Regions from separate parts of the Homo sapiens genome. Here region 2 is linked to region 1. Evidence: chromatin loops called from intact Hi-C (ENCODE). Cell type or tissue: B cell. All regions are shown on one strand. Links, peaks and the distances in the headings refer to the core of each region. The heading gives the core; the rest is flanking DNA. Region 1 holds the start of LINC02416 (long intergenic non-protein coding RNA 2416). Region 2 overlaps SLC38A1 (solute carrier family 38 member 1).

Region 1 (5,240 bases), core at 1-5,000:
AGGAGTTTGAGACCAGCCTGCAAAACACAGTGAAACCCTGCCTCTATAAAAAATACAAAAATTAGGTGGGCATGGTAGTCTGTGAATGTAGTTCCAGCTACTTGGGAGGTTGAGGTGGAAGGATCACTTGACCCCAGGAGGTCAAGGCTGCAGTGAGTCATGAGTGTGCCACTGCACTCCAGCCTGTGCGACAGAGTGAGACTCCGTCTCAAGAAAAGAAAAGAAAAAGGAAACTGCAACGATGAACAGATCAGAATAGGCGACATGCACTGAACAAGGTAAAAAAGACAGAAAATTATCTGGAGAGGTGGCCGGAGGACACATCAAGAAGCGCCTTGTACATTGGTAAGGATTGTGGATTTTATGGTGATTAAAAGTTGCTGTGGGGTTTTTTGAGTACAGGAATGACTTAACCGGTATAATGTTTGTAAAAGGATCCATTTGGCTGCTGTGCAGAGAAATAGACAGGACAAAGTAAGTGGAGAAGCCAGGATACATACAGGAAGCTATGGTCATTGTCCTGGTGAAAGCAATCCACAACTTGGGCCTGGTAGGGACAAAGGTGAAAAGTTGCTAATTCTACATGTATTCTTTGATGGATTGGGCATGGAGAGGGAGAGAAAGGGAGTGGTCAATAAGATTCCAAAGTTTTGGGCCCAAGCAATTGAGTAAAACCGTGGTGACTTTTACTGAAATAGGAAAAACTGAGGTGGGTCAGTCTGGGGCAGGGGGAAATATGAAATTCCATTTGAGAGCTGTTAAGTTTGAGATATCTATTATATAATCAAGTGGGTATGTCAAGTAGGCATTTGTTGGTTTTTATAATTGTATTAGTCAGGGTTCTCTAGAGGGACAGAACTAATGGGATAATATATGATATATACATATATATGATATATATATATATATATCAATTGTACCCCAAACCTCAGCATCACATAATATACTCATGTAACAAACCCACACATGTATCCCTGAATCTAAAATAAAAGATGAAATTATAAAAAAAGTTATATTGAAGCGTGAAATATTGATTACAATTTTGAAGCATAAAATATATCGATTATTATCATGGTTATTACTGAGTATCAACTTGATTGGATTGAAGGATGCAAAGCACTGATCCTGCGTGAGTCTGTGAGGGTGTTGCCAAAGGAGATTAACATTTGAGTCATATATATATATATAGATATAGATATATAGATATAGATATAGATATAGTTTAGTAAGTATTAACTCACACAATCACAAGGTCCCACAATAGGCCATCTGCAGGCTGAGGAGCAAGGAAAGCCAGTCTGAGTCCCAAAGCTGAAGAACATGGAGTCTGATGTTTGAGGGCAGGAAGGGTCCAGCATGAGAGAAAGATGTAGGCTGGGAGGCTAGGCCAGTCTAGTCTTTTCATGTTTTTTTGTTGTTTTTTTTTTTTTCTGCCTGCTTTATATTATAGCCATGCTGGCAGCTGATTAGATGGTGCCCACCCAGATTAAGGGTGGGTCTGCCTTTCCCAACCCACTGACTCAAGTGTTAATCTTCTTTGGCAACACCCTCACAGACACCTGCAGGATCAGTGCTTTGCATCCTTCAATCCAATCAAGTTGACACTCAGTATTAACCATGATAATAATAAATATATTCTGTGCTTCAAAATAGTTGTAATCAATATTTGACACTTCAATATAACTTTTTTTTATAATTTCATCTTTTATTTTAGATTCGGGGATACATGTCTGGGTTTGTTACGTGGGTATATTATGTGATGCTGAGGTTTGGGGTACAAATGATCCCATCACCCAGGTATTGTTCACAGTACCCAATAGTTATTCAACCCTTGCTCCCCTTCTTCCTTCCTCCCTCTAGTAGTCCCCACTGTCTACCATTGCCATCTTTATGTCCATGAATATCCAATGTTTAGCTCCCACTTATAAGTGAGAACATGCGGTATTTGGCTTTCTGTTCCTGTGTTAATTTGCTTAGGGTAATGGCCTCCAGCTGTGTCCATGTTCCTGCAAAGAACATGATTTTGGTCTTTTTTCTGGCTGCATCAAGTAGGCATTTGGATATGAAGTCTGGTGTTCAGGAGAGTTTGGGGCTGGAGACAGAAATTTGTAAGTTATCAATATCTAAACTAGTGCTAACCAGTAGACATACGAGGCAAGTTACATATGTTTTCTAATAGCTATATGTTAAAAAGTGGAAAAAATAGGTAACATTAATTTTAGTAATGTTTTATTCAACTTAATACATCCAAAATCTCATTTTATTGTATAGTCAATATGAAAATATTATTGTGTTGTTTTACATTCTTTTTTTTATAAGTCTTTGAACTTCAGTATGAATTTTACATGTGTACCACATCTTGATTCAGACTTAATAGCCATGTGGCTAGTGGCTACTGTGTTGGACAGCACAGGTCTGGATGGTGTTTAAAGCCAATGGACTGGATATTGAGAGACAGTATAGATAGAAAAGAGAAGAAGCCCAAGAGACCCGAGGACTGAGCCCTTGGAAACTGCAGCATTTAAAAGTCAGGAAAAAGAAGAGGAGGATCCCCAATAGAAGAGAAAAAGAATAGAAATGCTGTCTTGTTAGGGGAGCAGGATATGGGTGTATGCATTTATCAAAACTGATTGAACTGCACACTTAAAATTTATGCATTTCACAATATGTAAATTATGACTCAATTTTAAAAAGCACATTCTAAAAATAGAAGAGAGAGAGAGAGAGAGAGAATCAAATGGAGAAAACAGTGAGGATGGTGTGGGGTTCCAGAAACAAGTGATCAACTACGTCAAATGCTGGTAAGAAGTCAAGTGAGATAAGGACAGAATTAACCAGAGAATGGGCAATGGAAGGTCATATGTCACCGTGGCAAAAGAAGATTTGAGAGAGGGGATGAAAGCTTGATTAGAAGTTCATTCGAGTGAGAATGGGGAAGCTTCTGGTCACAGATGGCTGATCTAACATGTGATTTTACTTCTGCTTCCCCTGAAACCTGACTAAATGACAGTAAATGGAATTTGTAATGACTTACTCACACCCCTGCCCCACTCTAACATGTACAGTTTGGAAACTGGAAAGCATCTAGGGAAGGATAAATGACTGAGATCTATGAAAGCTGAATTCCTAGTCAGCACTGGGGAAAGCAAGGAGCAATTTGTCACCATAGAACCCGCCAAAGGCTCAGAAATCTGTAATACAGGTTCAACCAAAAGTGAGGGGTGTAGGTGGGCCTGAGAACTGTTTAAAAAGCAATTTGATACCCAGATCAGGGTATCAGCAATTTGATACCCAATGTCCAGGAGGGACATTAATACAATGAAAGGAAGCTTTTGGAAGTTAAAAATATGAAAGCTGAAACAAAAATCTCAATACAAAGACTAGAAGGTAAATTGAGGAAAGTAGAGCAAAAAATCAAAGAGAAGGAAAACAGCAGAGAAAAGTAAAAAAGAAAATTAGATGATCAGTCCAAGAGGTCTAACATCTCAATGATAGGAATTACAGAAAGAGGGAACAACAACAAAAGAACATACATGAAGAAACAGTCAAAGGAAAAATTCAAGGAAATTTCCAAAGTGGAATGACAGGAATTTCTAGATTAAAAAGGCCCACCGGCCAGGTGCAGCAGCTCATGCCTATAATCCTAGCACTTTGGGAGGCCGAGGCGGGCGGATAGCCTGAGGTCAGGAGTTCCAGACCTGTCTGGCCAACATGGTGAAACTCAGTCTCTATTAAAAATACAAAAAGTTAGCTGGGTGTGGTGGCGGGTGCTTGTAATCCCAGCTACTTGCGAGGCTGAGTCAGGAGAATCACTTGAACCCGGGAGACAGAGGTTGCAGTGAGCTGAGATCGCACCATTGCACTGCAGCCTGGGAGACAGAAGGAGACTCCGTCTCAAAAAAAAAAAAAAAAAAGGCTACCAAAAACCCAGCATAATGAATGAAAGCAGACCCATAATAAGTCGTCTCATTATAAAATGTCATAATATCAGGCCAAAAGAGATGAAAGAATAGGTCATATACAAAGGATCAAGAGTAAGAATAGATTTGGATTTTTTAACAACAGTGGAAACTAGAAGTTAATGTAAAACAATGTTTTTATAATTTGAGAGAAAACTATTTCTGCCTTAGAATTTATATACACAAAGTCCTAAGTGTGAAGATAGGCTAAAGGCATTTTCAGACATGCTAGTCCTCAAACATTTACTTTTTATAGTTACTGCTGGAGCAGTAGCACGATGAAGGAGTATGTCAAGGAAGAGGATGACATGTCCCACCAACAGTGGCTCCGACTCAAGAAAGAAGGGACGGGAATCGCAGGATGTAGGTGACGGGGATTCCAGGGTGCCAACCGTGCAGCGGCCTCAGAGAGCAACCTGAGCAGATCGAAGCAAGTCTCCAGAAAACATAGCTCCAAAAAGATGAAATTGATATATTTGAACATATGGGAAGAACATCCACACTTCTGAAGAGGACTGGGGTCAAATTGCTGATAACTGCTTACATAGCTAAGCAAATTTTTAAAAAAGAATATTAACTTTAGGGAACATCGAAAGATCTTAAATAAAAAGTAACCATGATTTATCACATGGCTTGGTTGCAAGTAGTCACTTTTTCATAATAATGAAAACACTGAATACTGATCTAACCATAAAAATACTTTGACTCTATGGGGAGATGGGGGACTGGAAGTGTACATGTGTGTACAGATGTGACTAGGAAGGGGTGTGGGGAGTGCTGAATCCACGCATTCCTTAAAGAAGTCAGGATCATGTCCAAAACTTGGAAAATAATAGAGAGGAAGCAATACAAGAAAATTATTTAGAATTATAGCCATAATTTTTTTAAAGCTAAAAGACTCGAGGCTGGGCTCCGTGGCTCAGGCCTGTAATCCTAGCACTTTGGGAGGCCGAGGCGGGCGGATCATGAGGTCAGGAGATGAAGACCATCTTGGCCAACACGGTGAAACCCCGTCTCTACTAAAAATACACACAAAAAAAAATTAGCTGGGTGTAGTGGCGGGCGCCTGTAGTCCCAGCTACTTGGGAGGCTGAGGCGGGAGAACAGCGTGAACCCAGGAGGTGGAGCTTGCAGTGAACTGAGATTGCGCCACTGCACTCCAGCCTGGGTGACAGAGTGACACTCCGTCTCAAAAAAAAAAAAAGACTTGATCACAATTTCTTGGGAAGTGAAAAATAGGGAGAAGGAATGAAAAGTTGTCAATTGCAGCACTTTTTGGCT
Region 2 (5,504 bases), core at 219-5,218, 1.1 Mb before region 1:
TCACCCAGGCTGGAGTGCAGTGGCACAATCTTGGCTCACTGCAACCTCTGCCTCCCAGGTTCAAGTGATTCTCCTGCCTCTCCTGAGTAGCTGGGATTACAGGTGCATGCCACCACACCCAGCTAATTTTTGTATTTTTTAGTAGAGACGGGTTTCACCATATTGGCCAGGCTGATCTCAAACTCCTGACCTCAGGTGATCTGCCCACCTCAAGCATTATTTACTTCAGCAGGACATATATTTAAATTCTATTTTCAACCTCCCCTCCCCCATGTTTCACTCCTTCCAAAAGGGATCTGAGGCTTACTAAACTATGTAATTCTTCCTCTTCTAGATCCAGTTAGAAGTATAAAACTTTTACTATCCTCAATTAAACAAGCAGGCTAGTACATATAAAAACTCCTTGAGCTGGGGTAAAAGTGGTCTTTATTACTAGTCCTCCTTTGATCTATCACTGTCTCCTAATAACCCACAGCCCTCACTCCAAAACTTACAGACATACTGCTTGTTGAGGCAGAGTATTTACAAGAAAAATTTAAAATCCAGGACAAGGAACTTAGACAAACCATAGGAAATGCATCGGTTCTGGGCTAGCCTATCTTTCTCCACTCCTTTCTGCTATTGCTGGCCTCTCCCTCACCCTCTTCTACCTCTTACTTCTAGTCTACCTTTCTCAAGGGTCTCAACCCTCCTGCATCTTCACCTTGCACTTTCCCATTCATCTTTCATCTCCACCAACTCTCCCTGCTTCTCCATCCCCACCCCCAATTATTCTAGGGGAAATACCTGTATAAAGATTTGAAAACATTGTTGAAGAGACTAGAACACTAGCTGAAAATGATGGAGGGGCTGGACTGTGGGGAGGACCCAACTGAGAATGCAGACCAAGAACTTAGTGTCGCCGTGTCTGTGTGGTTGGAAAGCACAGCTTCAGGGGTTTTCCAGGCAAGTGTGACAGCCAGCCAGTGGAAACAGGAAGTAGGGCATGAGTAGAAGGTTTAAGTGAGGGACCAGAGGCTCTCAGTGAGGCTCGAGGACAGGAATAGTGGTTTCTGGCCTAGGGAAGCAATGCCAATGGAAGACTTAAGTGGTGAGGAAAGAGACACAGAAGAAGAATCCTGGCCAGGCGCGGTGGCTCACACCTGTAATCCCAGCACTTTGGGAGGCAGAGGTGGGCAGATTGCCTGAGCTCAGGAGTTCGCGACCAGCCTGGATAACATGGTGAAACCCCGTATCTACGTTATCTACTAAAATACAAAAAATGACCTGGGCATAGCGGCGTATGCCTGTGGTCCCAGCTACTCGGGAGGCTGAGGCAGGAGAATTGCTTGAACCCGGGAGGCGGAGGTTGCAGTGAGCTGAGATCATGTCACTGCACTGCAGCCTGGGTGACAGAGTGAGATGCCGTTTCAAAAAAAAAAAATCCTTTGTTTAATGAGAGCTCAGATGGAAAGAGGCAGGCCCAAAAGCAAAGAGACAGGGACAAGGTGTTCTGAGTCCCTAAATTCATATGAAAATGTTAAATATTTTGAAAAATTCAAAATGATCTTTTATATGAAAATGGGTTTTGTCAAGCTCTTTAATTTACCTTAAGGGATTCAATATAATTAATAAAACACTTTACTGATCATTAATAGTACCAAATGTTGGGGTATTCATTATATATCAGGCCCTTTCTAAGCACTTTTTAAAATACTTCACTTATGAGTAGTACTATTACTATCCTTATTTTACAGATAAGGTAAATAAGGTAACAAGGAGGTTAAGTATTTTGTCTAAGGTCACACAGCTAGTGTCAGAGCACTCAAACCCTGGTAGTATGACTCCAAAGTCCCTACCCATCACGTTGCATTGTCTATCAAAGTCAAACATCCAGAGTGGAATAACACTGTAAAAAATAAGACCAAACAAAAATCTTAGAATGAAATACATTGAAATGTTAATGGAGCTTGTCTAAGGTGAGCCTGAACACTCCGAACAGAGAGACTTTGCGTGTTTTCTTTATACTTTATTTCATTTATTTTATGCATTTTCAAAATGGTTTAATGGTTATCTTAGTTTTACAATAAAAATATAAAGAACTTTTCAAGTGACAGTATTATTATTTTAACCCCTTTTTAGGGGAGAGTTGCATTTGTTTAAGTCTTAAGCTCATTAATAGAATCCCTGTTTGATTAAGGAGCTCACAAAATACTTACAGAAAGGAGTAGAAACATAATTATTCAGTCCTAAAGTGGACTTCTTAGTCACTAAATTCTGATCAAATTTCAAAATTCTGAGGGTCAGAAGACCAGCACACGGTGACCTTGTAGCATGTGATCATGTATAATGCTTACAAATTAGATTAGGGAATTAAACGGGTGGTTTTAAAAGGCCAGGCAGGAAACAGGTGGAGAGCAATTATTTGTACCGTTCTTTCCATTTCTTTCCTTGTAGGTAAATCTAAGCTCTGTGGTGCAAAGCTTTTCTTAAACTAGCCTCACTGTCAGTTAGGTATTTTGTTTTGTCTAGAAAAATAAATATGCATTGCTGATGGCCAATTCAAATAGTATCTAATATAATCCTCAAAAGAAAGAGGAATCTAAAAGAAGTATCCCAGTAAAAATAGAATTTTAGTTTAGTTGGTTCTTTGTAAAAAAGTTAAAGGGAGGTCTGAGCTTAAATGAGGATGTTGTACCAGTGAGAAAGAGCGCCATGTACCACTACCACTTCCTGTTTTTAACCTATAGTGGGTAGAGGGCTGTGGGTTTTGTGGGCACTCCATTTATAACTCTTGACACTCTTGATGTGTCCTCGTTCCTCTTTTCCCACTCCACAAGGACAAGTCGTTTCCCTTCTCCTCAAACCTAGATCCCTACTCTTTATCATATTCTAAAGATGTTAACTCTTGAGTGACAGAAAAATCCCATGTGACTGTTGAAGTAAAGGAATATGCTGTTCTCGGTGGGTATTTGGGACTTTTGTTCCGGTAGAAAGGTGGATTGGGGGCTTCATTCATATTTTCCCATTCTGTTTTTGTGGTAACAAGACACATTTAAGGAGAAATAGGCGGTTTAAGAGGAGCACCCAATGGACTTGTTGCTCTCCTCCCCACAGATGTCAGTCATCTTGGGCAAGTTGCTTAGCCTCCGTTAATTTTAGTTTTGTAGTCGCCCAATGGGTTCACCTTGCCTGCTGCCTAGACAGAACCACTTTATTGAGACAGGGGAATTGCAATGGAGAAAGAGTAAGTCATGCAGAGTCAGCTGTGTGGGAGACCGGAGTTTTATTATTACTCAAATCAGTCTCCCAGAGCATTCGGGGATCAGAGTTCTTAAAGATAATTTGGCAGCTAGGGGCTTGGGAAGTGGGGAGTGATGATTGGTTAAGTTGGATATGAAATCATAGGGGGGTGAAGTAAGATTTTCTTGCTGTCTTCTGTTCCTGGGTGCAATGGCAGAACTGGTTGGGCGAGATTACCAGTCTGGGTGGTGTCAGCTGATACATGGAGTACAGCTCTGCAAAATATCTCAAGCACTGATCTTAGGTTTTACAATAATGATGTTACCCCGAGGAGCAATTTGGGGAGGTTCAGACTCTTGGAGCCAGAGGCTGCATGACCCCTAAACTGTAATTTCTAATCGTGTAGTTAATTTGTTAGTCCTGCAAAGGCAGACTGGACCCCAGGCAAGAAGGGGGTCTTTTTGGAAAAGGGCTGTTACCAATTTTGTTTCAGTCAAACCATGAACTGAATTCCTTCCCAAAGTTAGTTCGGCCTATGCCCAGGAATGAACAAGGACAGCTTAAGGGTTAGAAGCAAGATAGAGTTGGTTAGGTCTGATTTCTTTCACTGTCATAATTTCCTTGGTTATAATTTTGCAAAGGCAGTTTCAGTTTCTTTATCTATAAAATGGGGGTAATTAACAGGGTTGTTATAAAGATCTCATGGAACAATGTACACTTTACAACTATCTTTTCTTTTTTAAAGTCCTTTATAAAATTAAAAGTCAATCTTACCTAGCCAGCCACACAAAAGGAGGCTGCGGGTGGCTTTGGTCTGCAGGCTGTCCCTTGCTGACCCCTGATATAGATGCAGATCTTTGAAATCATGTGCCTGACATAAGGTAAAGTCTGTGGCCAGAGAACAAAGCAAAACTAACTGGCCCACAAAGGAGTAGTTTTCTAATTAAACCAACTACCACTCTGTGAGTAATAAAAGTTCAAGCTAACCTTGAAAATCCAACTCTCTGCACCACACTTAACCTGCTCTACTGTGATAACTCCAACCTGGCCTACTGTAAACCAGATGAGTGAGCAGAGAAGGCATTCTACCAATCATGGAGGTAAATAATGCTGTAAAACCATAGCCAGTATAGTTAAGTTGTCTGTTGCAGGCTAAGAAAAATACACTGTACCAAAACAGAGATCACACTGCTGTCCTTGGATAGGACCAAGGCACCTGAGGCAACTCAGCATAAATAGGACTGAGTGAACTCAGGGTATACACTCTAGCGCATGTGCGCGCACACACACACGCACACACACCCCTACCTTTCTGGGGCTAAGAGAATTGAATTCTTAGAACCCCCTTATCAGATGCATCACAGACGACTCATAAACTAGCAATAGCTGCTCAACTTCTAAAAACAATGAGTGGGACTCATCTCCTACACATGCCAACTATTTCTGTTTACAAAATAGGCACTCATTGTTAACGCAATGCTAACCACTTTCCCATTTCCCTATTTCTGAAAAGCTTCTTAATCCAGTGGATTTCAATAGAGTTCAATGGCACTGCCACTGTCCCTTTTCCATGTATTTCAAATGTTGGCAAGCCTGAATGTGCCATTTCTCCCTCTCCCGGGTTATTACTCCCAAACAACAGACTCTGATGTCAATGATTTTTGCTGCCAGCCAAAGGACAATTTTCTCTTCAAATCATTTCTAAGGAACTGTGACTATAACTCAAAGAATTCTAAAAACAAGAAACTGATTGGCAAGAGGAAAGATGAATGTGACTAGTCCGATGGACCTCCTAGGATCATCCGGAAGAGTAGGGTTTCCTTATTGACTTCCTCTTAACTGCTCTGTCTTTAGATCACAAGATCCAGTTTGGTATTTCCTAAGGAGGCAAAGAACTGCTCACTTAGGAATGCACAGAGGAGATGACTTACCATTTATAAGGAATAACTTGATAAATAGCACACAGACCATCTTCGTTGCCACTGAGAGCAAAATTATTATCTTGGTAGGTGTCATTCAACCTTTTTGGCATATATGTAAAGTAATAAAGCAACGATAGCTTAAGAGCAGGCCAAGTTTGTATAAAGGTATGCTGCAATCTCACTGCAACTTAGTAGAATTTGCTGAAAAATATTTAGAGACATCAGAAAGTGATGCTGGTGCAATTGGTTAAGAATATAATTCTCCCGATAGAATGAGAAGACTATTTTTTGTGATGGGATAATAATGATCAAATTCCCATAACATACAAGCAAGGACTTAGGGCAACGTGCTGATGGGTC

What was found. A loop is a pair of places that touch in the nucleus more often than their neighbours do. Peaks named below come from ENCODE experiments on the same cell type or tissue, not always from the same donor. Only the 100,000 strongest peaks of a DNase experiment are listed, where the experiment ranks them.
Region 2: a loop joins it to region 1, with 5 times the contacts of the local background. A loop is called at or near these places in 4 of 110 quality-filtered maps.

What each region holds. Positions count from the first base shown.
Region 1 is chr12:47,353,538-47,358,777 of GRCh38, forward strand. LINC02416 (long intergenic non-protein coding RNA 2416) reads left to right here and starts at 231. Exons shown (of 4, transcript NR_183615.1): 1 at 231-345. In B cell, for the core only: no CTCF peak of the experiment used is centred there; a DNase peak (open chromatin) is centred at 2,904; H3K4me3 peaks cover 1,512 bases; H3K27ac peaks cover 4,522 bases.
Region 2 is chr12:46,215,449-46,220,952 of GRCh38, forward strand. The region is part of intron 5 of SLC38A1 (solute carrier family 38 member 1); the gene reads right to left. Among named protein-coding and RNA genes, the nearest start is that of SLC38A1, 51 kb to the right of the region's middle. RefSeq lists enhancers at 1, 563-892, 1,063-1,122 and a silencer at 4,477-4,536. In B cell, for the core only: no CTCF peak of the experiment used is centred there; DNase peaks (open chromatin) are centred at 963 and 2,743; H3K4me3 peaks cover 2,958 bases; H3K27ac peaks cover 4,942 bases.